Regions from separate parts of the Homo sapiens genome. Here regions 1 and 3 are each linked to region 2. The links are chromatin loops, found by intact Hi-C in ENCODE. Cell type or tissue: gastrocnemius medialis. All regions are shown on one strand. Links, peaks and the distances in the headings refer to the core of each region. The heading gives the core; the rest is flanking DNA.

Region 1 (10,945 bases), core at 1,829-9,828, 160 kb before region 2:
TCCAGAGATGATAGGCTTTGGATCTGGGCGAGAACAATCCAGCCTTCTCATTTTAGAAATGCCGAAGGCTAAGGACCCAAAACCACCCATACACAGGACGTCACCCAGTGTGACATAGATAAGGCTATGACCAGAGCCCCCCATCCAGAGCTCTCCCCAGCCAACCACTCCCCATGTGGGCAGCTCCAAGCTGGCTCCAGGCTTCAGGAGAGGAAGCACTTGCTGACTCTCTCCTTAGACGTGGACATGCTGAAGTGAATTCCAGGCATGTTTTCAAGATCTCCTCGGACTGCCTGGATCAGAGGCTGGGGTAGTTATCTCTGCTTGAAGTATCAGTGGTGGAAGTCTTCCATCGGCTCCTCCCTTCATCTTGAAAGAATCCCGGGGCATCTGGTGGCTGGCCTCGCTCCGAAGATGGTGGGGACGAAAGCCTCTGGGATACACATTTTCTTCAGGGGCGGCCAGCTGTAAGAGACATCGTCCAATCCAAGGGGTGGCAAGTTCATTGAGCACAATAACCCAACTCCGCCACTGAGTGTGTAAGTTAGAACCCTGCCCCCACCAGGACACAACTGTCTCTGAGGACGGTTGTCAAACGGCACTGTGGGAAGACTTGGGGACTGATCACCTGGAACTCAGAGTTCATGTCCCAGCTTCCCCATGAAATGCCTGCGGCACCCTGGACAAGCCGTTCCACACACGTCTGTCAGATGTGGAACTGGGCTCAAGCACAAGCTAGGAATTCCATCCCACTGGTTGACTGCATTGCCAATATTTTAAATTATGAAATTTCGTTTAAAAATCCAAATTGCTGGTTTCTGCTTTAAAACAAGAAGCAGGAGCAGCTCCAGCAGCCCAGGCCCTTCCCTCCTGCCTCTCCCTCTGGGCAGTCCAGCCCCAGAGCCCTCCCAGGCTCCACACTCATGCTTGCTGGGTGCTGGCAGGTCATACCCATCAGACTATCGTCCACACATCCTCAGCCCTCCCGGCCAGAGCTGGGCTTCACGACAGACTGGCGTCGGTCCCACACAGCGTCCAACCCCTGCTGAAGAAAATGTTCCCTTGGCTTTGGGGAAGCAAAGTTGCTCAGACCAGCAAAAAAGAGCAACTCTACTTTCAGGGGAAATATGTACCCTGTCTTTTCCACATTCAACCATAAAAATGTCTGGATGTACTAAAAGTCTGCCGCTAAACCATGGAAATGGAGCCAGGCATCTCTTGAATGACACAAACCAGAGCCATCCCTCATGGCTTTGCGTTTCCCTACGCTTTTCTGAAGCCAAACACCAATGGCGTCTCCTCATGGGATGGTGATAAAGGCAAGAATCTCAAAATGGGACCCGTAGCCGCAGCCTCTGCTGAACAAGTCCCACCCCGGCGCTTCTGTCTCTACCTGGCCTCACCTCCCCCCGCCCCGAGCGGGCGTCTCAGACGAAGACGGACCCTGCCACTGTAGAGTGGCAATGTGTGTGCCGTGCCACACCTCCTTTCTCAAAACTGGCACAAGCCAGGGGAGGCTGGAAAGATGGCAGAGCCGTTTTAACCTGACTCGAAGAGACTCCAGGTTGTTTAGATTATTTTAATAATTGGATTTTATAAGACTTGTGCTCTGGGGCTTTTTTAGTGAAGAACAATAATTTTTAAATGAACCTTGAAAACTTCTATAATAGGTGGAAAGAAAAGAGTCAGCTCTCCAAGTACGTTCCTTTTCCTGCCTCATCCTGTACAACCTAATCCTGCTGCTGTGCTTCCTCCTCGAGTCCTTCCAAGAACACATGACAAGATGTTTATCCACAAAGGATCTTAATCCCTTTTTGAGATTGCTTTGCAAACTTCCAGTCTTCAAGAGCTAAGTCTCTTATGTTTCTTATTTGCCACAAGCTGGGCCCACAACGTACATGGAATCCTTGGGGAGCCGTTGCTGCCAGATGGGCTGGATAGGCACAGGGACTGCGGTGTTTGGGCCAACCTGGGCTGGACCTGGCGTCGTGTCTTTGGACGGACTCAGGGAACATATTGATTAGGGAATGGAGGACCGGGAGGAGGGAGACACTAAGCCAGGTGCTATTAGCTGCAGTAAATTAACGTCCTCCTGCTGGATCCATTATTGATGGCCACGCCATGCATTTTTAAACAAAATAAATAATGTACTTCGAACAGTGTCGATTTGTGCCTATTTACCGGTTGGATAGGTGAATTGTTGTACTAAAACAATTTGAAAATACTTTTTTTGAATTAACGCAATGTTTCGGTAAAGAGACAACAAATTCTTACTTTTAAACACTTCTTATTGTGTTGTGTGTTATTGTGTTGACTCCTGTCCATGCTGTGGAAGGGAGGGGGGGAGGGATTGAAGAGGGAAGGAAGGGAGAAAGGAAGGGAGAGAGGGAGGGTGGGAGGAAGGAGGGAAGGAAGGGAGGAGGAGGAGGGGAGAGAGGAAGAGGGGAGGGGAGGAGGAGAGGAAGGGAGGGGAGAAGGAAGGGGAGGGAGGGAGGGAAGGGAGAATGGAGGGAAGGGAGGCAGGCAGTCACACTTAATTTCTACGCTCAGACTCGGCTCGGCGGTGTGTGTGTGTTCATGTGTGTGTATTGTGTGCACATGTGTGTACATGTGTGAGTGCTGGGAAGAAAGGGGAATGCATGAAAGAGATGGTGCCCGACTCCCTCTCCCCAGCAAAGCTCTCCCTCTCCCCAGCAAAGCTCTGTCTCCCTCCAGGTGGAGAACAACCCTACCCTATGCCTATGGGTGCTTGTCACGACCCCGGTGCCTGGCACTGGGCAGACCCCAAACTCTTTCTCTGCTCAGCTTTCTCGTCTGTACCCCGAGTCTCACCCGTGAACCAAACTGAACTCACCACACACATCCAGCAACTGCCCACTCCTGACTTCCAGTCCTGGCTGGGGTGATGCGGTTTTACTCACTTCACTGAACATGAAAATGTAGCAATGGTGTGCCAGGCGTGGGTGCACAGAAGGAAGTGAACCAGAGCCAATTCTGTGCTCACGGAGTGGAGCCCATCAGCTCCAGGCACGGGGGAGACAACGACCTTGTGCCAGTGCTGTAGGGGACCTCCCCAAACCACCAAGACGCTGAGGTCCCCAATGCCAGGACTGCAGGGGACCTCCCCAAACCACCAAGAAGCTGAGGTCCCCAATGCCAGGACTGCAGGGGACCTCCCCAAACCACCAAGACGCTGAGGTCCCCGATCTGAAGTCCCCAGCCTGAGCCTGGGGCCGGGGCTCCAACGGGAAGGGGATGCCCCAGGGTGTTCCCTCTCAGAGCCCTCTGACCTACAGGCCTCTCCCGGGAAGCGAGGAGCCTGGGGTTCCCTCTGGAATGGGAAATGCTGAGACCCCTGCAGAGAGTACACTCTGAAAGGCCGAGAAGCATGTGTGGGTTGTTGCACCAGCCATGTGTTGCATCCTCTGCAACCAATGCTCTTAGCCATGGAGCAGAGGCCGTCGGGTCGGGCCCCACTTACAAGCACTGGCCACATAGATGAGCAGGCACGGGGTCAGTGCCGCCGCAGCCCCAGGCCCCAGGGAGCAGAGCTGGCCTGGCCAGGGTCACGCTGCAACCAGCTCCCCAGGCCCCAGGGAGCAGAGCTGGCCTGCCAGGGTCACGCAGCAACCGGCTGCAGCCCTTTGCTCCCAAACACCATTAATCACCCTAAAGACAGCCTTCCTTCCACTTGGAAAGATGAATCATTCTCAGGGCAGTGGGAAAAAACACTCCCTCAGTTTATTTGATTACTTGAAAACACAGGCGAGGCTTGGCTGATGAGAAAATGCTCAGGGAGTAAACCCAACTTCCATGGGCACAGCAAGGTACACCCGCGCGGAAAGTTATTACAGAGGAGGCCAGGACCACGCGCTCAGGGCGGGTCAGCGTGGGGCTCGGACAGGCTCCAGGCGCACCTGGAAAGCCCCTGCAAGTTGATGTACAATGATGCTGTCATGTTTGTGTACATGTTTCTGGAGAGAGGGCCTGCAGCTTTTCAGATTTTCAAAGATTTTTGCCAACCCAAAAGGTTAAGAACCAGTTATAAAACATTTTCTTATGTTTTATGCAAAGGGAACATTTTAAACATACAGAAGACATATTCTTAATTCTAAAAACATTTCAGAGCAGACTTCTAAACAGTCTCCTGTAAGGAGCAAAAACGAAGCTGCCAGAGAGCATCTGTGTACACAGAGGTTCGTTAAAAATCACTGTCATATTCTTAGAAGTTTGAAGGAAGAAAACTTACAATTCAATTTTTTTAAAAATGACTACATAAACAGCCATATGATTTCATTTTATACTCACCTTGGGATTCCAAGTTTATATTGAAAGTTTCCTTTTCTTTCCTTTATATTCTACTGAAAATCCCCATCCCCATTTATCCAACCACATGCAGTGCTGCAGCTTCCAGACTCACACATACTGCTGCAACAGAACCTGTATGTTTTACTATATTTAAATGAAATGTCATATTGGTAACCTATAAAGTCAGTTTTAGTGTGTGTGTGTGTATATATATATATATATATATACACATTTATTTTTCTTTGGGATGGAATTTTGCTCTCTCTCCCAGGCTGGAGTGCAATGGTGCAATCTTGGCTCACTGCAACCTCCACATCCTGGGCTCAAGTAACTCTCCTGCCTCAGCCTGCCAAGTAGTTGGGATTACAGGGGTGCACCACCACACCTGGCTAATTTTTGTATTTTTAGTAGAGATGGGGTTTCGCCATGTTGGCTAGGCTGGTCTCGAATTCCTGACTCAGATGATCTGCCCGCCTCGGCCTCCCAAAGTGCTGGGATTACAGGCGTGAGCCACCGTGCCCAGCCCAGACTTAGTAAATTTTTTGTTAACAATGCAAAATGTTCAGCAATATGTAAGCCACTCAACCTCAGGAAAATGACTTGGCCTCCCTGAATGCTGCCTTTTGTGGAAAATGAGGGTGCGCCTGCCTCCTGGGGTTGGTTCTGAGGCTAGATCGGGTGTGACTGGCATGAGAGCCTGACACGGCACACAGCCGATAAACAGAAAATGTTTGCTTGCGTTCCTCATGAATCTGGTAATTTTCCACCTTTTCTCTAGGAATGTTAGACTCCACACTGCTGCAACAACCTAATTTTTCCATCTTTTGTAAAGTTTAAATGCATAAACAAAAAATAAAATGTTAAGCTCCACCCCTCCCAACCATCTGAATGAACCCGGCAAAGGGCACTCCAGAGTTCAACTGAAAAGCTGGTTCAGGCTGTGATGGGAAGAGGGGGTGGGACAGGCTTCATCATGCCCACCTCCCTTTTGGAATTCAAGGAAAGCTGACCAGCATAAACATCAGTACAGACCTGAAGTTTGATAAGAAACACTGACCATCTCTTCTCTCTGAAGCCTGCTACCGGGAGGGAGGTTTCATCCGCATGATAAAATCTTAAGTTGTCCCAACTTTCTGGACCGAACCAAGGTATTTCTTAAATGTATGTGATTGAAGTCTCACATCTCCCTACAATGTGTATAACCAAGCTGTGCTCCAACCACCTTGGGCACACGTCACAGGCCATGATCACTCATATTTGGCTCAGAATAAATCTCTTCAAATATTTTACAGAGTTCGACTCTTTTCACCGACAAATGGGCAATGTGTTGTGTTTGCATGAGGAGCCCCTGGTTGAGAGCAAGTTCCCTGCCGGTTCTGCCCTCAGGTTCTTGGTGGCCAGAGACACTCCCCAGGGCGGGCAGCCAGTCTGGTGCTGGCCAGGGCTGTGCTGCTTAGCAAGGCCACAGAAGGGACGGAGCTGCCCTGCCTGCCAAGCCTGGGAAGCCTGCTCAGGTTGTTTACTGCTGGCCTTTCAGGAAGTGCTTTGGGAACAACCTCACACCTCTCAGGTCATCTGACTCTCAGTCCCACTGGGAGGGCAGCTTAACCTGTTTGTCTGCTTGTTGCTTGTTGGGCTGTGCAAGCAGTGAGGCTGGATTGTTGCCTCAGGAGTAAGTTACATAAGAGACTCTACATTACATTACATTACAGCTCTACAATGCACCAGACGGACCCATCTGGATTCTTTCGGGGCTCTTAGCCCTAGAAATAGCATCATTTCTTCAAACTGGTGAGTCCTCCTGTCTAAAATCAGGATGCAGAGAGTTGATGCACGGCATGGCACAGGTATATTGTGGGAGCAGCCCTCTCCATTCATGCCAGAATTCTGGGCATTTAATTCAAGTCCCTCCAAAAGAGTGTTGACAGCTTTGTTCTCTCCTTATCCCTTTTCTCTCCTCTTCCTCCTTCTGACTGCAGGATGCTGGGCAAGGCTGGCAGGCCCGGGAGAGCCTGTGGCCAGCCTGGGTCCAGGAAGTGGGCAGCTGCCACAGAGGGGCCTCCGAGGCTAGCTGCCTCCTAACTTCCTCACGGCACACCATTCTGCCGTCCTGAGTCTTCTCAAGGTTGGAAGGTGCCCAGATCCAGGGAGATGGTGCTGGCTCTTTGGTGGCTGTGGAGTGTCCAGACAGATGAGCTGGAATCCTTCAGTTTCTCTGCCTCTCCTGTCAAGTTGGGGTAGCACTGCTTGGACTCTTGCCCCGGCTGCATTGACCAAGCCTTGATGTTGCCTTGACCAAGCCTTGATGTTGCCTTCTTTGCCAAACCACTGGCCACGATGTTGCTGGCACAGCAGCCCAAAGGCAGCTGCTTGTCCATCTCAGCCTGACCCAGCCTTCATGCGGGCTCCATCTCAGCCATTGTAAAGCAAGCTCCTAGTTCTAGTTCTCCCCCACAAATTTTATTGCTAAATAAACAATTAAGCTACCCCTTTAAATAGTAAAAATATGTATATACAAACAAGATCTAAACCCATCACAAGAATGTATCAACCAAGCCAGGCACAGCGGCATGCACCTGTGGTCCCAGCTATTCAGGAGGCTGAGGCTGAAGGATCAGTTATGCCCAGGTTGGAATCCAGCCTGGGCAACATAGTTGTATTAGTCCATTGTTATGCTGCTGATAAAGACACACCTGAGACTGGGAAGAAAAAGAGACTTAATTGGATTCACAGTTCCACGTGGCTGGGAAGGCCTCAGAATCATGGTGGAGGACAAAAGGCACACCATACATGGCGGCAGCAAGAAAGAATGAGGAAGAAATAAAAGCAGAAGCCCCTGATAAACCCATCAGATCTCATGAGACTTACTCACCATCACAAGAATAGCATGGAAACGATCGACCCCCATGATTCAGTTACCTCCCCCTGAGTTGCTCCCACAACATGTGGGAATTCTGAGAGATACAATTGAAGTTGAGATTTGAATGGGGACACAGCCAAATCTTATCATTCTTTCCCTGGCCCCTCCAAATCTTATGTCCTCACATTTCAAAACCAATCATGCCTTCTCAACACTCCCCCAAAGTCTTAACTCATTTCAGCATTAACCCAAAAGTCCACAGTCCAAAGTCTCATCTGAGACAAGGCATGGTGGAAGTTTCTTCCACCTATGGGCCTGTAAAATCAAAAGCAAGCTAGTTCCTTCCTAGATACAATAGGGGTACAGGTATTGGGTAAATACAGCTGTTCCAAATGGGAGAAATTGGCCAAAACAAAGGGGTTACAGGGCCCATGCAAGTCCAAAATCCAGCGGGAATGTCAAATTTTAAAGCTCCAAAATGATGTCCTTTGACTCCAGGTCTCACATCCAGGTCATGCTGATGCAAGAGGTAGGTTCCCATGGTCTTGGGCAGCTCTGCCCCTGTGGCTTTTCAGGGTACAGCCTCCATCCCAGCTGCTTTCATGGGTTGGCGTTGAGTGTCTGTGGCTTTTCCAGGCACACAGTGCAAGCTGTTTGTGGATCTACCATTCTGGGGTCTGGTGGACAATGGCCCTCTTCTCATAGCTCCACTAGCCAGTGCCCCAGTAAGGACTCTGTGTGAGGGCTCCAACCCCACATTTCCCTTCTGCACTGCCCTGGCAGAGGTTCTCCATGAGGGCCCCACCCCTGCAGCAAACTTTTGCCTGGGCATCCAGGTGTTTCCACACATCTTCTGTAATCTAGGTGGAGGTTCCCAAACCTCAGTTCTTGACTTCTGTGCACCCTCATGCTCAACACCACGTGGAAGCTACCAAGGCTTGGGGCTTCCACCCTCTGAAGCCACAGCCTGAGCTGTATGTCGGCCCCTTTCAGTCATGGCTGGAGCATCTGGAACACAGGGCACCAAGTCCCTAGGCTGCACACAGCACAGGGACCCTGGGCCTGGCCCACAAAACCACTTTTGCCTCCTGGGCCTCTGGACCTGTGATGGGAGGGGCTGCCATGAAGGTCTGTGACATGGCCTGGAGACATTTTCCCCATGGTCTTGGGGATTAACATTAGGCTCCTTGCTACTTATGAAATTTCTGCAGCCGGCTTGAATTTCTCCCCAGAAGATGGGTTTTTCTTTTCTACTGCATCGTCAGGCTGCAGATGTTCTGAACTTTGATGCTCTGCTTCCCTTTTAAAAGGGAATGCTTTTAACAGCACCCAGGTCACAGCTTGAATGATTTGCTGCTTAGAAATTTCTTCCACCCAATACCCTAAATCATCTCTCTCAAGTTCAAAGTTCCACAAATCTCTAGGGCAGAAGCAAAATGCTCCCTGTCTCTTTGCTAAAACATAACAAAGTCACCTTTACTCCAGTTCCCAACAAGCTCCTCATCTCCTTCTGAGACCACCTCAGCCTGGACCTTATTGTCCATATTGCTATCAGGCTTTTGGTCAAAGCCATTCAACGAGTCTCTAGGAAGTTCCAAACTTTCCCACATTTTCCTGTCTTCCTCAGAGCGCTCCAAACTGTTCCAAAATCTGCCTGTTACCCAGTTCCAAAATTGCTTCCACATTTTGGTGTATCTTTTCAGCAGCACCCCACTCTACTGGTACCAATTTACTGCATTAGTCTGTATTCACACTGCTGAGAAAGACATACCTGAAACTGGGAAGAAAAAGAGGTTTAATTGGACTTACAGTTCCACATGACTGGGGAGGCCTCTGAATCATGGAGGGAGGCAAAAGGCACTTCTTACATGGTGGCAGCAAGAGAGAATGAGGAAGAAGCAAAAGCAGATAAAACTATTAGATCTCGTGAGACTTATTCACTATCATGAGAATAGCATGGAAAAGACCGGCCCCCGTGATTCAATGACCTCCCCCTGGGTCCCTCCCACAACACATGGGAATTCTGGGAGATACAATTGAAGTTGAGATTTGAATGGGGACACAGCCAAACCATATCAGTAGTGTCCCCTGTCTCTCAAAAAAGGAAAGAATTAATCAACCAAAGGAGAAATCTGAGTGGCTGTGGCTAGTGCTCTGGGCTGGGCATGGACAGTAGTCCCAGGGAAGCCTCCCTGTCACGAATTATGGTGGCCAATTAACCATGTCAGCCGTAGTTTCATCATAACCAGAGTTTCAAAGAGAGAATGAATCATAAAACTTTAAAGCTTAGAAAAGATCTCAGAAATTAAGACCCGTATCTTAGAGTGGAGCTTCTCAAATGTCATCGTGCATGCGATCCCCTGGGCATCTCGTTAGGGAGAGTTCTGAGTCGGAGGACAGGGGCAGGGCAGGGGGCAGGGATCAGCATCTCTAACCAGCTCCTGGGGAGGCCGCTGTGGGGCCATGCTGGGATGGCAAGGCCTCAGAGGACCCAGGGCTTCCAGTGTAGACTCAGCTTCACCCCGCAGAATAAGAGGAAACATGTTAGAACTCATTTTTCTGTATTTTCAGGTATAGAGACCCTTGGGGAGGGTCCAACCCTGCTGCGTTTAGCGTAGCTTGTCATGGAGAGGTTCCAGTGTGTTTACACCTTTGAACCATCACAACGCCCAGCATGAACTCTTCAAACTTTTGTATTCATGGCTCCAAATGTTGAAATTTTAAAAATGACTTTAAGGCTTTTTATTTATTTTTAATTTTTTTCTACAACTTTAAAGCAAAACTCAAGTATGAGCTCAGAAGTATTTTTCTCTTTGAAAATGTTTAAAAAAAAATGCTGCAGGTAAATGAAGCTGTTTCTTTGGGACCAGCCCATGGAGTGCTGGAGTAGCTGTGAGGTGTGCGCCAGGCCAGGGGACTCACCCCGTTTGTGCTTCCATGTTCTTGTAAAATGTGGATTGTAGTGGAGCCTACCCCAGAGGGCTGCTGAGAAAATTAAATTAGTTACTGCATGTAACACTTAGAAAATACAAACATGAAGCGCGTTTAATACCGAATGCCCTCATTGAACGTTCATTGATAATGTTATTGCTGTTGCTGCTTCTCACTCCACCTCTCTCACTGGGGCCTGGGAGCGGGGATGCCTGCAGGTGTGTTGGAATCCGTCAGTGCAATGCCAGGGGCACGCAGGCAGAAGCGGGTGGGACTCGTCCTGGTAGTGGGGGCGAGTTCAAGGTAACGCAGCAGACAAGGAGAAATGGATTTTCATTGACCGGTAAGTTTTAAATGGAAAACAATCATTCAAAAGAGGCAATTTGAGGACACAGTGAGCCTTCGTCTGCACCCCAGAGCTGCAGGGGCTGCTGCGGCCCGAGGACAGGCTCGCTGCTGTGACCTGGAAAAGCCCTTCCTGTCTCAGATCAGTTCCATGATCTGATTCTCATGAATCATTGAGTAAAAGGGGATGCTTCCAAAGCTCCCTTCAATTTTACCCAGCAGAGGCCCTGATGTTACCGGGCCACCCCTGATACCTTAAGGCCAGAAAGGTGACATGGGGACCCCAGTGCCTGTCCGCTCTTTACTTCCTGCTTTCAGCCTCAGGGAGGGAAGCCCTGTTGGGATGCTAAGGGGTGTCATTAGATAGTCATCAGTCTTAGCACCGGCCACCTTCAGATGAGCCCTCAAGGTCCCCCACTGCTCAGCAGACAGGGGCTGTGTCAGCCTGGGGTGATAACACCCACATACCCTGGCTCAGCCTGCACACAGTAAGTTCCCCCA
Region 2 (8,000 bases), core at 1-8,000:
TCCTGTGCCCGTGCCTGCCTCTTTCCTCCCATTGGAAGGCCTTTCTTGTGCTAGTGTTTGTGCTTTTGTCTTTGCTTTTCACACTCTGGCCCCTTCTTGTCTCAGACCTCAGCTTAAAGCCACATTCCTGAAGAGGTTGTCCCTGAGCATCCTGTCACTGTCACAGCACCTGATGTAAGTTATTTATGTGGTCTTTATTACCATCCAATACCTGCTGTGTTTGTTGACCAGCTGTAGAATGTGAACTCTGCAAGTGGGGCTCCTGTTTCATACGTCATTGCTGTATTTCTATTGCACTTTTCTTAAAAAATGCCTGCTGTGTAGAAGACTCTTGGGAACCATCTCATGAATAATTGAATGAGCCGAAGAAAACTGTCTTTATAAAAATTTTCGTTTCTTAAAAAAATGTGTAGTCCACAAAGAAGACTTGGTAAATAGAGGAAAAAAGTAAAAATGAAAATCCGTCATCCACAATTTATAGTTGACCTTTGATAGTAATGTTGTGAGGGGTCCTTTTCTGGACTCTGGTATGGGTCTATATGTTCATGTATGCATTTTAACACAATTGGATATATTTGTCTCCACACACACCTTTCTTGCTTTCTTCAGCTGTTACTCTGTGAGCATTTTTTAGTACTTTAAAGTCACTTAAAAACAAATGAAAACCATTCTGTAGTATGTAAGCATATAAACATACTCTAATTTCTTTATCCATTGCCCTATTACTAGTCATTTATAACAATTTTTTAATAGTGTGTAAATAGTATTGCCATCCATTGACCAGCAATTGTGTTTCTATAAATCTGTCTTATGGGCCGGATGTGGTGGCTCACGCCTATAATCCCAACACTTTGGGAGGCCGAGGTGGGTGGATCATGAAGTCAGGAGATCGAGACCATCCTGGCTAACATGGTGAAACCCTGTCTCTGCTAAAAATGCAAAAAATTAGCCGGGCGTGGTGGCGGGCGCCTGTAGCCCCCTACTCAGGAGGCTAAGGCAGGAGAATGGCGTGAACCTGGGAGGCGGAGCTTGCAGTGAGCTGAGATCGCGCCACTGCACTCCAGCCTGGGTGACAGAGCGAGACTCCGTCCCAAGAAAAAAAACCAAAAAACTCTTATGGAAGGATTCATTGGGTGTGTATATAAATATATTTACAAGCATAATTGTCTTGTCACTCTGTACTGATGAACATTTTAAATGATGTAATAAAGCATTGGTTTAATGAAGTATGATGAATAGACAACAAAATGTTATACAGCCATTACAAGTCTGTAATATAAAAATAAGTGATATTGTAAGATGTTTGTAACATCTGAAAAAGTGTTTTTTTATCAAGAAGATTGTAAATCCCATTTATGGAAAATATGAAAAGCTGGAAAGACGTACAGTACAGTAATAATCGCTAGGTGATAAGAGAAACATGATTTTTTATTTACTACTTGTGCCCAGTTTCTGTAGTAAGCAGATGTAATAAGAAATTTTACATGAAATTTTTTCTACAGTGAATTTCATTGTATAAAATTTTTTCTTTTCTGGTGATTTTCTTAATGTAGGTAACTCATCCTTTTGTCTGCCTACAAATTCCATACAAATGGTTAGAATTGTATACTTTTTAGAAGTATTTAAATATACCTGATTGGGTTACCATATAATATGTGTTTTCCCCGGTGTTGATTAAGGGCAAGAAAGAAGCCAGTTTCTGTACTGAATTCATTAGGTATTGAGCTATAAGGAGTAGGATTTCTAAATCTGTTCTGAGAAATAATAAACTTTAAAAAGACCCTGCCTCTTCATGTTGTACATATTTTCTTATGTCTTATCCTGATTTTAAAATAACTTGTTGGAATCGAATTACTATTAATGTACTTTCAGAAAAATCATCATGTGTGTGTTACCAGCTTTGCCTGCCTGTGTTTTAAAGGCAACTCCTAGCTCTTTGAGAATGAAAGTGGCTGTGCGTCTTCCTATGCTTTAATACCAGTGTGCTTTGGGCACTCCCCGTGGACATAGTGTCCCCAGCATTGCTTTGTTATTTCCTGGTCTGTGTTCTTGCCTGCCCTGCTTGGCAGCCCTGTATCAGATCTCTGCTTGCAACGCTGAGTGTCAAGCTTGGTTGGTCTGTGTGAGGTTCTAAACCCGTTGTGCTTTCTCTCCATGTAGAGCACCACTAGGCTGGACAGCGACAGAGTGTCGTCTGCCTCTAGCACAGCCGAGCGGGGAATGGTGAAGCCGATGATCAGAGTAGAACAGCAGCCAGATTATCGCAGGCAAGAAAGCAGGTAGGAAACACATCATTTTTCAATGGTGAAAGTACTGAAAGTATTCCTAAAAAAGGGTTGGGATAAAGATTGTTGAATTTATAAAGGTTCAGCTGACATGTTTACAATGTTAGCAATAATATTTTAAGGGCATTTCCTTTCTGTGTTATTGAATTGAAAGAAATGCTTTACCAATAATTATATCCCTCACTTATATGCCACAGTGTTATCAGATTGAAATAAGAGTACATTGAATTAAAATGTTGCCATTTAAAATTTGCTACTTTGTAAAAACATAGAGAAAGGGAGTTTTTATAGGATTTTAATATTTGATGATTTTTGTATTTAGAAAAATCTGGTCATTTCACCCATTTCTAGAAGAAATCTTCATCTGTTTAAAAATATGTAAGATCAAAAATGATTTTGAAACAGATTTTAAGAATTATAAATGCCATATTATGTCTTGTGCTCTAATGTGATGTGTCTCCCTGTGGAGATAGATGGAGGATGAATTTTTTTTTTTTTCTGACATTGTTCTTGCCGATTTCTCTGGGCAGAGAACTGTCTTGTTATTTCCTTGTCTTATGATTTTTAACGTGTCACCTTAATCAGAATCCTATTTCCTTGTGACCTCTAGAATTATTTAAATGTTGCAGAGTAATATCTTTGCATTAAACATGGTGGATAAATAACAGATACTGACTAGTGGAACCAGCAGCATGATTTGGTGCTGAACACCTCTACCCCAGAGCTCTGCGGGAACTCAGACAGAAATACAGAAAGACTGCATGACTTCTATGGCATTCTCATTATCAGCAGTGAAACTGGCAGCATTCCCCCTTTGGGGCTTTTCAGATAGATTTTTGAAGAGGCCATTGTGTTTCCTTCAAAGATCCAGTCAGTGAGGCAGTTAGATGAGGCAGGCGACTTGCCCAGGGTCACCTATCAGTTCAGTTGCAGGTGACGAAGACACAGTTCTTCAGTTTCCCAACTTCCAGCAGAGGGCACTGGATATTGCAGGATTTTAATATCATTCATCACCAGTTATACATGTGTAGACTCATAAGGGAATCCCAGGTTTTAACTTTATTTTTATTGTGGATTTTTGGTTCTAATGCAAGATTTTTATTGGCTATGTGAATCTTATTACATGTGATAATAAATAGTTTACTTTCCGTGTTTGTACTTGTTTTTGTTGGTGGATTATGGAGTAGGATGTTCAGAATGGTAAATTGGTATTGTAAGGAATACCTCTATGTATTTCTAAGGTGTGACTGAGAAGTATGAATCATAGTTCTTAGCTCATAAATATTTGAGTAAATGAATTCGCACGAGGGAGTGGATTGATTAGGATAATGCTTTTAATATATGCAAAATTAGTGATTAATATAGTGTCAAAATAGTAATATGGTTAATTGTATGTCAGGAATTATTTTTTACCATAAACACATAATTTAATTTTACAAGGTAAGATTAGTTTGCAGAGTTATTAAAGGCTTTATTTTAATTATAAACTATGTTGTTTTGTTGCTATTACTACAATGATGAGAACAGATGAGCCTTTCTGCTCCATTCTTTGTTTTTCACATGGGCAGTGTTATAATAAGCACTACTTAATTTAACTGATGCAGTCATGAAAAATTTAAACGTGTTTAAAATGCTAATATTAGTGAAGGAAAAAACCCTTTTGAATGGAGGGGACGACTTTTAATTGTCACTAAATTTTTTTTTCTTTTATCAATGACAATGTAAACACTTTTTTACCAGATTTGTTAAAATATAATTGGTAAAGTTTACTCAGGTTCACTTTATGAGATATATAACTGCCTAGCTACAATTTTAGTTGTCTGTAAATATGGGAATGTAAGGGAGATGTGTTAAAATAATTGATCATTTAAATTACATTGTTTATAGAGGCATTTTTCTTTTCCTTAATTGTTGAGTTAAATCATTAGATCATAAACTAAATAATCAACTCTGAAACATATAATTTGATAAAAAGAAGATTTGGGTTGTATTTATTATTAGTAAAATATTTGGTTATATTTTTATTATTTTGTATAAATATATTCATTTCTCTTTATTCATTTTTTGGTGCATGGAGAAGGTGAGGATGGAGGGAAGAGAATGGTTTGCTGTTGAAAAAAAAATTAGTTAGCCAGTCTGTAAACTATTATAAATCTGTAATCATCATAAGTTATTCCTTTTTATTTTTGAAGGAAAGTTTTTTATTATCTATATTAACTTATTTAATGAGTGGACCAGCAATTCCAAATACTTAATTCTGGCCGTACAGTACCAGTTGTCTAAGATTAACAGACACATTGCTGCTGAAATGACTGTTGTTGAAGTCACTAATGAGTATTTCTCATTCCAATATCAAGATAACTGTGTTGACTTTCCATTTCACCAAATAAGATTTATTTGAGTAAGTATTAGTCTCAGTTTAAGTCAATATTTAACTCAGTAGAGATGTTCATCACAGTTTAAGTCATTAATATCCCCACAATTTCATTTTTCATTAAGTTTGCGGAAGGCAAAACACATGTTCCCTGGCTCTTACTGTCAATTTAAATTTTCTTATTTTTTCAGAGACATTTTTGAGAATTCTTCCTGGTTATCTCTGTTAAAGTTGAACTAAAATGATAAAGACATTGAAATGTTAAGGAAGCTAATCACTTGACTATGTGTTTCGCTGGTTTTTGGTAAATATTGTATATAAAATACAGTGGGTAGCGAACTTAGAGTAATAAGTAAATGGCTTGAAGTTCTAATCACATGGCTAAGTGAAAGAATAAGCTGAGCATTATTCATTGAGAAAAGCATAAATCCACAAAGATAAGGAAATCTAAACTGGATTTGTAATTTATTATCTTACACATTTAAAGAGTCTGTGCCTAGCAATGGCTTTCAAAATGCTTTTGAACTGTGGTTATAACACAAGATTATATCTTACATTGTGCTCTGGTGAACACACATACAAATGTGTATTCAACTGAAAGAGTAGTTTCACAAAACAGCCTTCTGCCCTGCCAATGGGTGATGACACACTGTTTGAAGAATATTTTTATAGAGATAGAAATGAACCTAACTTTTGAATTAATTTGATCTGAATACCTGGAAATAGATAAACATCAGCACAATGCTAGTTTTTATAAATGTTCCAAATTATAGTTTCTTTGTATTTATAATTTTTGACAGTTCCTTATTTGTGTAGTGTCAGGCTAAATGGTGGAAGGGACCTGGAATTTATGTGACCGTAAGAAGAAATGTGAGTGAGTAGAACATCTCTTTATAAGGCATGCGTCACTGTAAGCATTGGAAAATGATGATAGTAATGGCTGAAGGAGACTTGCCGTGGTCAGCTTGTCTAACCCTGTGTCAGCAGAGAAAGACAAAGTCCAGGTCTTAGGAAGCTTTTCCCTTTCAGTATAAGAACTCCGTTTCAAGCTTGGCATGGTTAGTTTTTCTTTGTGTCACTTAGTACTTTGTTTTCAGTGTTACCTGAGCCATAGCTGTAGCAGATGCAAGACAGACCGATCCCTGTACTAGACATGAAGTGTTCATTAATAATCCAGAATCACGTCAGATCTGCTGTCATGGCGGCGGCATATACTTCAAGGAACTAACCTTCTTAGAGGAGTCGTGATAAGATCACTCCCAATGCATTATTTGATTAGGCTACATCTGAAAACAAGGGATATTTTATTATTTTACGTTGGAAAGATTAGTATATAGATTTAAAAAGTAGTTGCAGAAATCTACACAGGTTGTCAGTAATATTGTTAGCCATGTGACCTTATTTTAAGTGATGTCAGCTTTCTTCTTTTAGAACACAGGATGCTTCTGGGCCTGAGCTGATACTACCTGCAAGCATTGAATTCAGGGAAAGTTGTGAGTAATTTCAGATTTCATTGTCAATGAATTATTTCTTGATCCATTTTACTCCATCTGATTTTCACATTCGTTTTTATTCTTTTTTCCTTTTTTCTTTGTTTTTGAAATCTTTCCACAGCTGAAGATTCATTTTTGTCTGCCATTATAAATTATACTAATAGCTCTACAGTCCACTTTAAGTTGTCCCCTACATATGTATTATATATGGCATGCCGGTATGTATTGTCCAACCAGTACAGACCTGACATCAGCCCTACAGAGCGCACACATAAAGTCATTGCAGTCGTCAACAAGATGGTGAGCATGATGGAGGGTGTCATCCAGGTACGTTCCAGCCGGCCAGCCATGCTCCTCCAGTGATTGTGGTTGTAATTGCTAAGCCAGTGAATTCAGCTTCTTTAAGGCTTCTCATTTGGTTACAAGATTTTTTTCTAAAATAAAAGTTATGTAAATATTGTAGGAAAATGTATAACTTTAAAGAGTTGAAAGGAAATGCAAGCTTTTTTCTATTTTGTTTTCCCTGTAAAACTTCAGCATAAGTGAAGTTAACTTGTAGTAATAGTTGTGAGAAAGTGCTGAGACTGTTGTGGGCTTTTGTAGAATTTTTTCTGTAAATAATTTGTTGAGATGAAGTTCATATAATATTAACCATTTTGAAGTGAACAATTCAGTCGCATTTGGTGCATTCACAGTGTTGTGCAGCCACCACCCCTGTCGGTTCCAAAACGTCTCCATCACCTCAGAGCGATACCCCTCAAGTAGTTCCTGGGGTTTTTCTCTTCCCCCGTTCCCTGGTAACGCCTTCTTAGACTTTTTAAAAATGGTTCTCAAAAGTCACTTGCTCCTGTGTAATGAGCCTAGACGTTGGTAGTAATTGGGCTTTTTGATAGCACATGTGTAGGTGTAATGGACATTGTAACATACTTCTCACTTAAAATGAAATTCTGTCATAAACCTGTTTTCAAAATTTCAGAAGATAAAGGTATTTTGTTGGTAGAATGGTTTGACTCCTTTACGTACTTTCTGTCCCGATCTACAGTTGATAAAATTTTCATAGCAGTTTTTCATCTACAGATGATTTGAAGATTTAATCTTTAAAGTTCTTAAAAGTAAATGTACAGATTTTTTCAGTTTTTCTGAATCACTTGTCAATGTTGTTATTTAACTTAATAAAACTCTAGTTATATAATGTTAATAACATAGATAGATTGGTTGCTTTTCTCCTGGCAGGATCATTTGAGGGAAACTAAGATCTTTTAGTTCCTTCAGAATTGTTTTCAAAGGCCAGAATTTTTCAAGAAATGTTTCTTTTATATTTGAGTGATTAGCATGAGTTTGATAGGGTTATGCTTCTTTTACCCAAGTTAGGAAATAGGTAAAAAAGAAAGTCATTTTATTTGGATACCGTTTTGTTACTTTCATGTCATTATTTTATAAACAAACATGGATTTCCTTTTCAGTTGTCATTCAAAGCCATTGTCTGTCTTCTATCATGTTTGGACTTACTAAGCCTGTTTCGAGTTGTGAGACACCTATCATAAAACTACCCTTGATAGCCTTTTCCTTATTGATGTGAACTAGTCAGTGAAATCACCATTATCAAACAAGTCTTTTAAACTTCAGATTTAGGGTTAGTATCCAGTGGGGGGAATCTTAAAGTAGTGGAAAAGAACTGTGGTAGTGAATAATTTAAATTCTATTTTCAAAAAACAAAGAATTTGCTCCCTTTAGTATAGGTGTAAGTTATTTATACACTTTTAAATTCTCATCTTCTCAGCTTTTATTTTGATTGTTTCTTGGTCTTTCCTGTCTCTTCCATTCCTATTAATTAATCTAGAGGGATGG
Region 3 (10,945 bases), core at 1,693-9,692, 150 kb after region 2:
CCCCTGTACACAGCGGCTTCTGCTGTTTGCAGGCCACCCCCAGCCCTGCCCCCCACCCTCCTTCTTAGGAAACATCCCTGTCCCTACCAGTCGGTGTCCATTTTTCTGGAAAATAGCCGTATTGCCTAAAAGACCTCTGATCTCAATCTGTGCAAAAAGAAAGGTTGGCTTCCCCGACTTCCCGCAGCCCCGCTCTCTGCTGCTTTCTGTCTGGGAAGGAGCCCCCTCCCAGGATGGCCTTCTGCTTCCAGCTCCGCTCCTGCCCCTCCAGGTGTGGGTGACGTGGAAGGGGGCTGTGGGGAGGGGCGGTGAGCAAAGCTGAGGCTCAAGCCTTAGGGGAGTCTGCCCCGGCCCCGGCTGGGTGTGTCTGAGCTGGTAGCCCACATGGGCTTCATGTGGCCTGCCTGGCCGTCCCCTCTTGGGCAAGTCTCAGGGCAGCGGGCCTCTAATTGTCCTCTCCACATACCCTGAACACCAGAGATTAGAGTCTTTGGAGCAGCCCTACCCGGTAGTTAACAGGCATCTGGCATAATTCTCCATGTCTGTCCACAAGGCCCAGAGGAAGGACAGAAATAGGAATCCCCAGTGGGGCCAGAGAAGCTTCTCGGGTCAGCCAGGGGCCATGGCTGCCTCGCCTCTGCCAGGACACAAGGCGCCGGGCCAGCTTCACTGATGCTTCCACAAGTTAGGGGTGGGCTGGCCCGGCCTTTGCTGCCCCTGGGGTCTATGGCGTGTGGCGAAGGTGACTGGCAGGGGAAGCCTGGACATGGGGAGTGTGCATGTATGGATGTGTGCATGTGTGTGTGTGCATGCGTGTGCATCTGTGTGCAGATGTGTGCGTGTGTGCATGTATGTGTGTGCATGCATGTGGATGTGTGCATGTGTGCATGTAGGTCTTGGCTCAGACCCTGCTTCATGGTGGACACCACCTGCTGTGTCTCCCCAACACTGGTGTGTACCTTCCCTCATGGTCCATGGGACTGGGCTCTTGCTTCCAAGTTTCTTCAAAGGAAGAAGATAGTCATTGCCCCGGAGCGGGGCAAATCAATCATCTTGTACTAATGGGAATGGCTTTGGGAAGTGCCCACATGCTCACATCTGAGCCAGCACTAGGCGCACCTCCCCTGCCGCACAGGAATTGTGGGCAGTCTTGCCCTCGGCAGCACTGGGGCTTGTGGCCATCTACAGAACGCAGCCTTCTGTGGCCGATGCCCCTGAGTGAGTTACAGCCGGCATCTCACCAGCCCCCCAGGCAGGCTGGTCCTGGTTCAAGCAGGAGGCATCTGCTCGGGTTCTTTATTACACGTGCCTGGGGCACACACACGATTCCCTTTCACAGAAAGGAGAGGGTCCCCCTGGATGGACCCGTCAAAGAGGCGGCCTCAATGCACGCAGCCCTGCACCAGGCCATGGGGCTCAAGCTCATGCTTGTCTCCAGTGAGCTGGAGGGTGGTGTGGCGTGGTCTTCACCACACACAGACAGTGAAGGGGGCAGTGGTGTTCAGGGCACAGGGCTGAACGATTGTGGCCTCTCAGTGCTCTGGGATGGGCCTGAGACTAGCAGGGATGCACGGGCCATTCCTCTAAATGCAGAGGACAGCAGGTTTGCACGTGTGCAGGAGTGTTGTGCAGGGGGAGGAGCCCTGGGGAGACCCTACCCTGGTGGCCTTCCAGAGCCCACAGAACCGAGGTCGCACTACCCGTGGAGCCCACCGGATCAGAGCAGGTGCCATGCACAGCTAGTCCCCCACTCTCCGTCTGTCACCAAAGCTTCGCCCCTCCGCCAGCTGGGCTGCACCAGCCCAACCCCAGCCAGGGCAATGGCTTAAGGAAGCCACCTGTGAGCAGAGTGGGTCCTGAGGCCTCATGGCTGAGATGGGAGCAGAGTCGGCTTCAGCTCCGGGGCAGTGGGGTCTTTGGAAGCCCTGGCTTGGAAGGGAAAGCACAGCCATTGACTGTGGATGGTGGAGGAGGGTCTCTGGCTGGATCTCAGGTGACAGAGCTGGGCTTGCACCACAAGAGGGGCCTCTGTCTGGCAGGCCCAGCGCTTGCAAACAGGAGTTGCAGAGAGGGGTTCAGGTCTGGGAGGAACCTGGGTCCTGCACAGTGATGACTGTGAACTCCGGCTTGGGAGCTCTGGCAGCCTGTGCCCATCAGGACTGTCTCTTGGGGAGCTGACAGTGTGGGAAACTGCAGAGCTGTCTCTCCAGGGTCTGGGCCCAGCTGTGTCACCTTCTCTCCCAGATTAGGATGGGTGACAGGCTGCCTCAGGGGCCAACACCATGGCTCTCTGGACACTTGACAGCCAGACCTTGAACTGGCTCCCTGAGACCCTGAGGGAAAGAGCTCCCGGGTGTATGGCAGACAGGCATGAGGTGCGGGACCTGTTTGTTACCTCCCAGGTTGATGTCAGAGCCAGCTCCACACCTCTTACAGGTGAACCTGTGGAGCGTGCTGGCTGCGGAAGTGCAGGCAGCATCTGGCGGGCAGGAAGGGACGAGGGCCATGTGGAAGTGGGGTGGGCAGGGGCTGAGCCTGGCGGTGCGGACGGTACTGCTGGGTGGGTGGTGCCTACACCACAAACTCCTGTGGTGGAGCCTCTCCGAACAGGTCCAGGGCGAGACAGTTGCTGGACCTCTTGCTGGGGAGAGTGGCCCTGGTCTCGCAGGGGCCTGCCAGCCTGCAGTCCAGGGCGCGGTGGAAGGTATGGCTGAGTGAGGTGGGCGCTGGGTGCAGGGCCAGCTGGTGCAGCTGCATGTCGTCCAGGCCATGGCTGTGCTGCTCCTCACTGACCCCGGCTGTCATTTCCTGGATCTGCGGGGAGAGGCCATGGGATGAGGCCTGCTGCCCCCTCTCACTCCCACCACCGCACACGGCAGCCACACTGCTTGTGGCCACAGAGCCACACTCCCTGCCAATGCCCACCCTGCGCCGCAGTGCATGGCCGGCCTGCCCCTGGACGGGTCCCCCAGCACACACCTCTGCGAGAGAGGCTTGGCATCTTCCTTTGATGCATTTCAGGAGGCCCCCACCTTGCCCAGCTTCTTTCCTGGGGCTGCTTTCTGCCTTTTAACTCAGTGGACCTGGACTCTTAGCGTTTGGTGTAATTTAGGATCAGGTCTGAGTGTGGGCCTTGAACACTAGCTCTGGAAGCACCTCAGTGGTCAAGAACGGCCTCCTATTTTATACGGGAGGAAACTGTCTGGGTTCAGAGGTGACTGTCCAAGGTCCCGTCCAGGTGGGCGGCCAGCGGGCAGCGTCATCGCCCTTAAGTGAAGCCTCCAGCCCGAGCTTCTCGGCTGCCGTGGCCCCTCAGATCTGCCTTGGACCACTGTGCTCCCAGGAGGCAGATGAGGCCCCTGGTGGCAGGTGGCAGGGGCAGGGGCAGGCCACGCCGAAGATTGCCCAGCGCCAGGGTCTGACTTGCCCTTCTACGCGTGTTTCCTTGTTTTTAATCAATACGTCTTTCAAGAGTGACAGTCCCTGGCCCAGAGCTCAGGCGGCTTCGGGCAGCCGTCTCCTCCACTGAGTGGGCTGACCTGGGTTTGGGATTGCCCCCACTGGGATGGGCCCGCGCCTGCCAGGACTTGCAGCCTCCCCTCCCTCCTCCCGTGCCCAGCCCTGTTCTCTCTCCATCCAGCCTCCGGTGCCCAGCCCTGTTCTCTCTCCATCCAGCCTCCCGTGCCCAGCCCTGTTCTCTCTCTCCATCCGCCTCCCGTGCCCAGCCCTGTTCTCTCTCCATCCAGCCTCCCGTGCCCAGCCCTGTTCTCTCTCTCCATGCAGCCTCTCGTGCCCAGCCCTGTTCTCTCTCTCCATGCAGCCTCTCGTGCCCAGCCCTGTTCTCTCTCTCCATCTGCCTCCCGTGCCCAGCCCTCTTCTCTCTCCATCCAGCCTCCCGTGCCCAGCCCTCTTCTCTCTCCATCCAGCATCACGATAACTAATCAGCCACAACCGATTTTCTGTGTCTTTCCAGGGGGATTCTGAACAGGGCTGACCAGAGGGGGCCTCACCCTCCTGTGGTGGAGCCGGGGGCGGGGGTTGGGGGGTGGGGAGGGCAACTCGGAGCCTGGCTGGGAACCCTGAGCCCACCTGTTCCCCACCTGGGCATCCAGGAACCACTGGCTCGCTTCTCCTCTAGCTCCTCTGGGGGATCCTAAGGCTCAGTAGCTCTACAGGAAGTGGGGGAAGCCTGGAGCAGCCCTGCACACACAGCACTAGGCCCCGGGTGGAGGAGGTGGACGAAGGGGACGGGGCAGCCAGTCTGCTGCATGGCAGGTTGCAGGGCCCAGGTGTCCGGGTCCTGCCTACAGTGGCCCGGTGACACTCAGGGCCCGGCCACCCCAGCCCCAGGCAGGACCCCTCCCTCCCCACAGTGAGCCGACTCACTCGGCCCTGAGGCTGAGGCCTCCACCCACGTCCACCTGCCCCAGTGCCCGAGAGCCTTGCTGCTCCCTGACTTGCCCGCTGCGTCTCTGGGGATGTCAGTCGAGGGACCCTCTGATAGGCCTAGGAAGGTCCCCAGGGCCCCTGACAGGGGACCTAGGAGAAGGGGGTGGAGGAGCAGGGCCAGGGCTTCTGGCCCGTGGGGGGGACTCTACCTGGTGCACGGCCTCGGCGCTCTGGCCTCTGGTCCTGACCTGGGTGCAGGGCTCCTGACGAGTGGCTGTGGGAGGAGGCAGCCGTGAGCACAGGTGTCTGGGTTCTGCCCGACATGGCTCCTCCCCAGGGCAGTTCCCTGCACTTCTGGGGCCCTGGTCTCGGACCGGCATCTCCTGAGGCTCACACCGCCCCCTTGCTCTCAGTGCGGTGACTGCTTTTGCTCCATTCCCCGACATCTGATAAAACGGCCCCTTGCTGTGCAGATGCGGGATTAGCACGGTGATTCCCGCTGGGTTACAGGCCACAGAGCTTGCATACATCCTCAGAGATGGAGGCCAACCATCCCTTCCTGGTGGACCAGACACTCCAAGGGCAATGGCGGACACAGTGGCTTAGTGACAGGAATGCCTGGCCCTGGGAGGCCCTAGGTGATGTTTTGTGACCCTGGATGGCCCTGGGTGACTGTAGGTGATGCTGGGCGGTCCTGGGTGACTGAGCCCTGGGGCTGGTCCCACCTGATCTCATCACATCCACCGTCAGGGCCGTGGGGACACTCAGAGACCAGCAGAGCTCACGTCCCCTTTCTGGGGCAATGAGGAAGCTCTTCAGGGCCTCATACACAGGGACTGGGCTGGACGCATCCCTCAGGACAGGGTGCTGCATCCTGGGCCAGGTGCACACACAGTCCTACACACAGGGAATGGGCAGGGTGCATCCCTCAGGACAAGGTGCTGCGTCCTGGGCCAGGTGGACACATGGTCCTAGAACACTCTGAATGGCTCTGTCTTCTCACTCCTACTCAACTGAGTATAAAAAGACATGAGTCTAACCCAGGCTTTCTGATGGGAGGGAAGCTGGTAGGACAGGGCTTCCTAGGAGTAGGGGGCTTCCTAGGAGTGGGGGGCTTCCTAGGAGTCAGAAGGCTTCCAAAGAGTTGGGGGAGTTCCTAGGAGTCCACGGGGCTTCTTAGGAGTGTGGGGGGGGCTTCCTAAGAGTTGGGGGGGTCTCTAGGAGTCCAGGGGGCTTCCTAGGAGTGAGGGGACTTCTTAGGAATGGGGGGCTTCCTGGAAGTGGGGGGCTTCCTAGGAGTGGGGGGTTTCCTAGGAGTGGGGGTCTTCCTATGTGTGGGGATGGGATTCCTGGGAGAGGGAGGGGCTCCCTGGAAGGGGAGCTTCCTAGGAGTTTTGTTGGGGGGCTTCCCGGGATGGGGAGCATTCCTTGGGAGGGGGGTTCTTCCTAGGAGTTGGGGGGGTGCTTCCTAGGGGCCAGGGGCTTCCTAGGAGTGGGAGGGGCTCCTGAGATGGGCTTCCGAGAAAGCTAAAGGACCTGGACTCATCTGCAACCCCAAGAGGATCCCACCTCTCCTGTCTCTGATCCCAGCCTGCAGCTGCCCCTTGGCAGGAACAGGAGACTCGGGCACAGCAGGCTGCAGGCAGCTCCTCCCTGCCATCTCTGTTCTTCCGGCATGTTCTGGCACATTTCCTGGGACTCAGGTCACAAGCAGCCCAGCCCCTCACGTCTGGCCACTGGAGGGCAGGCCAGGGCTTTGCTGCCTCGGTGTCCAGGGTCAGCCAAGCTGGGGCTGGCTGGACCACACTCACTGTCCCTGAGGCCTGGGCATCTCCCTCGGGCCCACCTTGGCTGTCACCACGTGTGCTGGGGTGGCTGCGGCTGGTCCTGGGGCTGGAGGACGGCTCCTTCTCATGGAGCCCGTGGACCTCCAAGGGCACGTCCACAGACATCTCTCTGGATTCCCTGAGCCAGGAGTTGGCCTTGATGCCTGACGTGTAGGAACTGCCGTGGCTGTCGGCGGAGTGGCGTGAGAGGCAGTGGGGGCAGTGCTGGCTGCTGACCCCACTGCCCGGGAAGCTCCTGCTGGCCAGGTCCAGCTCCAGCTCATCGCTGATATAGGACTCCCGGTAGTGCTGCTTCTCTGTGGGGAGTGGGGAGCACAGTGAGGGCGAGCTGGAGAGGGACCAGCCCTGCTGATGCAGGAGGAAGAGCCCGGGAGACAGAAATGCACACCCACAGCCCAGATGAGGACGTGGAACAGGCAGGGAGACCAGGCCTGCGGGTAAACGCTGAGGCCAGGCCTTGTGCTCAGGTGAGGACGTGGAACAGGCAGGGAGACCAGGCCTGTGGTAAACGCTGAGGCGAGGCCTTGTGCTCAAGGTGAGGACGTGGAACAGGGAGGGAGACCAGGCCTGTGGGTAAACGCTGAGGCCAGGTCTTGTGCTCAGGTGAGGATGTGGAACAGGGAGGGAGGCCAGGCCTGTGGGTAAACACTAAGGCCAGGCCTTGTGCTCAGGTGAGGATGTGGAACAGGAAGGGAGACCAGGCCTGTGGGTAAACACTGAGGCCTTGTCGGAACCTGCATTTCTTGCTCTTTGTGGGCACATGATGGGAGGAGAAGTGGAAAACAGACCAGGAAACTGAGAAGTGGAAACCTCAGGTGGCTCCTCAAGCTCCCAGCTTCCCCCAGTCCCATCTATAGAATTCCACTCCAGGCAGAGCTGGGGGCCACCACTTCGCCCTTCGACCTCAGCATCTGGGGGACGTGGGAGTCAGGAGGCCACAACAATAAGAGACAGAAGGCATAGTCCGGCCAGAGCCCAGTGTGCCCAGCCTAGCCCAGAAGGCACAGTCCGGCTGCGGAGCCCAGCATACCCAGCCCAGCCCCACCTTCTGCCTCCTCCCGCTGCCGCAGCTGTTGCAGAGTGGGCCGCACGCGGAGGTGGAGCTGGTGGCTGGCGCGCAGCAGGTGCAGCAGGTGCCTGGACCGCCAGGTGCACCCCGTGTAGTAAACCAGCTTCTGTGCTGCGGGCAGCCCATCCAGCTGGATCTCCAGCTTCTTTCCCTGAGCAAACAGGAGAGAAGTTGCCACTCCACAGGTGGAAAACCACGCTAGCCACAGGAAAGGATGATTTTAAATGTCAGCCATGGCCCCCAGGGGGACGAGGCCCAGGTTTTCACTTCGCAGTGCAGATGGCTGTTGGCGGACACTGTGCGCGGACACTGTGCTCTGCTCCGCCCTTGCTTGAGAGGACACAGCCCTCCTGGCTAGAAAGTGCCCGCAGCAGTGTGAGGGGAGTGGAGGTCTGGGGTGGGACAGGAAGACCTCGGTCTGGCTGTCCAGAGCAAGCCTGCTGTCCAGCAGCCCCCACAGTCACTGCCCTTTTATCCCCGGCACCCGGGCTGTGGGGTGACCCTGGGTGACAGCTCTGGGGCCGGGATGAGAGGAACAGAGGCCACACAGGTGCGTTTCTATGACCTGCTCTTCTTTTCTCCCTTGATTTTCTCAATTGGGAGCCAGAAGTTTTCAAGCGATAACAACAACTAGACCTCACCGGGCAGCTAAACACCCCACGCCTGCAGGGCCAGGGCCAGGCACAAAGCCCGTGAGGCCAGGACGGCCCTGATGCCCCCGAGAGGCCGGCAGGAAGGGACCTGCACCTCTTCGGGTGCAGAATTGTCCAGAAAATGCCCCGAGGATGAAGCTGCATCTGCCCAGGCTTTCCAGGGCACGGGGACCCCCCAGACACCCACCAGAAATGCCAGCTTCCCAACGTGGGGCCAGGGGAGGTCGTACAGCAGCTGCGGAGCACGGTCCACCTCCTGCGGGACAGCAGAGGCAGGGCGCGTCCAGGCAGGGCCAGCCAGCGCCCATGACCGCTGCAGGGATGCTACACAGCCCAGACTCCAGTGGGGAAGGGAGGAGGGGGTGGGGGCAGGACGAGGGGCTCTGTGAGGCTGGAGCCCCTTCGGTCACCTGGTAGATGTGCACTCCCCTGAGGGCCAGTCCCAGGATCACGGTGGGACGACCTTCCTTCTTATCCTAGAGGACACAGGTCAGAGGTCAAGTTGCAGGCCTGGAGGTGCTGGGCCTCACTGATGGCAGAGTATGGTCAGTCTGGCTAGGGGCCGAGGGCTCCATGGACCAGGCTGAGCTCTGGGGCCCATTTACAGACAGTCTCATTCACTCCAGCATCAGATCAAAGGCATAGTTGTCATAGCACAAGCACTGCCTTTCATCATGCCAGATAAACACCAGCCACGACCTAAGAGAGCCTGGCCATGCCGGGCCCGGGGTCCTGGTCCCACTCAGCCACGGGGGCTCCATCCATCCCTGCCCTGGGGTCCTGGTCCCATCCCACTCTTAGCCACGGGGGCTCCATCCATCCCTGCCCCGGGGTCCTGGTCCCACTCTTAGCCACGGGGGCTCCATCCATCCCTGCCCTGGGGTCCTGACCACTCTTAGCCATGGGGGCTCCATCCGTCCCTGGCCTGGGGTCCTGATCCCACTCTTAGCCATGGGGGCTCCATCTATCCCTGCCCCGGGGTCCTGGTCCCACTCTTAGCCATGGGGGCTCCATCCATCCCTGCCCTGGGGTCCTGATCCCACTCAGCCATGGGGGCTCCGTGCATCCCTGGCCTGGAGTCAGAGTCCAGCCCATCGCTGGCCGCCCTGGGCTCGACCTTGTGCAGCCTGAAGAAGTGCACGGGCACGTCCTCCAGCCGGCAGGCCTCCTGGATGAAGCACAGCATGGCCTCCTTGGGGCTCAGGCCCTGGCGCTCACGGTGCAGGGTAGGCATGTGCCGGAGGATGTAGTCAATCCCCCTCTTGGTGATGATCTGAGGACAGAGCCGGGAGGTCAGCTCAGACCCCTGCTGGTCCCCCCTTCCTCCTTGCCAGCCCCCTGCTCCGAGAAGCTTCCCCAGACTCCCACAGCTGGTGCCAACCTCGGTGGGCAGGGCCAGGGCCTGGCTGCTGAGCCCAGAACCAGAGATGAAGTCTCAGTGCCCACTGTGGCCCTGGGCCCTGTCTGATTTCCTGTCCCCCTCGGGTCCTCCCCAAGGGGAATGGCAGCAGCCAGCCCTCCTCAGACGTCTGCAGGTGGGGACTCTACTCCCAACGAGCCCTGGCTCTTGGGAACCTGCCCAGTGAGGACCAGCTGGGGCCATCACCGGGACCGGGGTAAGAATCGCAGGGACGTGGAATCACTGAGGGTGGAAATGTGCTCAGAGGCCAAGGGCACGTGTGGCATCCACAGCACTGGGAGGAAGCCTGGCTGGGCCCCACCCTGACCTCAGCGACTGCCTCAGAGCAAAGGTGAGAAGGCCCCAAGGTGCACAGGATAGAGAGGTACACAGGGATGAGCGGTCAAGGAGAGAAACCTTAAAGTTCACCCGGAACAGGGCCTGCATCCCCGGGGTGACAGCCATCAATCCGCGCGGCCATCAGGCCAGACAGCGCCTGGGACTGGGCACACAGTGGTACAGCCCACGCCTCTCCATGGCCCTCCTCCCAGGGGGATGCCACTCCTTCCCTTACAGGTGAGGAAGCTGAGGCTCAGAGACTCCTACGGGTCCCAGGATACTTAGAGAGAAGCAGGAAGGTTCACAGCCACAAGGCCCGTGTGGGTCACATTCCACAGCCAGGCAGCCAAGGGGCTCAGAGAGGTGAAGCCAGAGTGCAAGGCCACACAGCTGGCTGGGTGCGTCAGGAGCACAGGCACCCACACCTGCCTGCTCAGGGCCACTCCTCCCACACTGCCTGCCTTTGGGGGTGGTAAGGACCCTTGGGCCTTCAGGACAGAAGGACAGGTGATTGCCCTGTTTCCATCCCTGACCCTTGCTCCAGCAGCCCCTGCCAGGCCCTCAGTCCCCTGCTCCCATGGATGGCACCCGGTGGAGGTGGACAGGCACCAGACTAGCAGTGCTGGGAGGAGGTGGGCCCTGACCTTACCCACTGTGGGAAGTAGGAGTGTGGCTCGAAGTACCTCCCGGCATGGGCCGACTCCCGGTGCTCGCCCAGGTCAGCCTGCAGCGCGCAGGCAGCCAGCAGGAAGTAGGCTTCCTCCCGGTGAGCGCACTGTGACCTCAGCACGCGCTCCTTCAAGTGGCAGTAGTACAGGTGCCGTGCCCTGTGGTCGCTGGAAGGTGGCAGGGAGTGAGTTCCAGGACGACCGGTGTGGGGACTGCTGGCCCCTCTGGCCCTGCCTTGTCCCTCCCCACACCAGCTCCCAGGGCTGTCCTGAGCCCCTGGTACCTAGTTCCTGTCTTGTTATACCCACAGCTGTGTCCCTGCAGGGCCAGCACGGCACAGGCCCACACTCTTCCTGGAGCGGGGCACAGGTGACTTGCTGCCACCAAGGAGCCACTAGATGAGGCTCCACCTGCCGAGGTCCCACTCCTTCCCCAGTGAGCTTGGCCTTCACCAAACCAAGCCCCAGTGCAGGAGAGGTGCACAGAGCCCGGGCGACTCGAATCCCTGGAGGTGCACAGGGCCTGGACAACTTGAATCCCTGGATGTGGACAGACCTGGCTCCCAGAGCTCACCGCCCAG

What was found. A loop is a pair of places that touch in the nucleus more often than their neighbours do. Peaks named below come from ENCODE experiments on the same cell type or tissue, not always from the same donor. Only the 100,000 strongest peaks of a DNase experiment are listed, where the experiment ranks them.
Region 1: a loop joins it to region 2, with 5 times the contacts of the local background. A loop is called at or near these places in 3 of 110 quality-filtered maps.
Region 3: it touches region 2 in a loop (2.6-fold over the local background); 24 of 110 quality-filtered maps call a loop at or near these places.

The regions. Positions count from the first base shown.
Region 1 is chr6:167,745,302-167,756,246 of GRCh38, forward strand. It overlaps LOC107986547 (a long non-coding RNA gene), which reads left to right and starts at 6,009. Exons shown (of 2, transcript XR_001743900.2): 1 at 6,009-6,155; 2 at 6,288-6,804. In gastrocnemius medialis, for the core only: no CTCF peak of the experiment used is centred there; a DNase peak (open chromatin) is centred at 5,860; H3K27ac peaks cover 1,256 bases.
Region 2 is chr6:167,905,011-167,913,010 of GRCh38, forward strand. AFDN (afadin, adherens junction formation factor) reads left to right here. Exons shown (of 34, transcript NM_001386888.1): 13 at 2,161-2,279; 14 at 6,091-6,152; 15 at 6,274-6,479. Among named protein-coding and RNA genes, the nearest start is that of HGC6.3, 71 kb to the right of the region's middle. In gastrocnemius medialis, for the core only: a CTCF peak has its summit at 3,250 (motif pointing right); a DNase peak (open chromatin) is centred at 2,141; H3K4me3 peaks cover 723 bases; H3K27ac peaks cover 2,363 bases.
Region 3 is chr6:168,054,526-168,065,470 of GRCh38, forward strand. It overlaps FRMD1 (FERM domain containing 1), which reads right to left. Exons shown (of 11, transcript NM_024919.6): 5 at 10,346-10,532; 6 at 9,076-9,231; 7 at 8,369-8,434; 8 at 7,282-7,456; 9 at 6,236-6,532; 10 at 4,599-4,663; 11 at 1-2,814. The coding sequence ends at 2,572. Among named protein-coding and RNA genes, the nearest start is that of FRMD1, 19 kb to the right of the region's middle. RefSeq lists an enhancer at 4,386-4,887. In gastrocnemius medialis, for the core only: a CTCF peak has its summit at 6,112 (motif pointing right); a DNase peak (open chromatin) is centred at 6,108.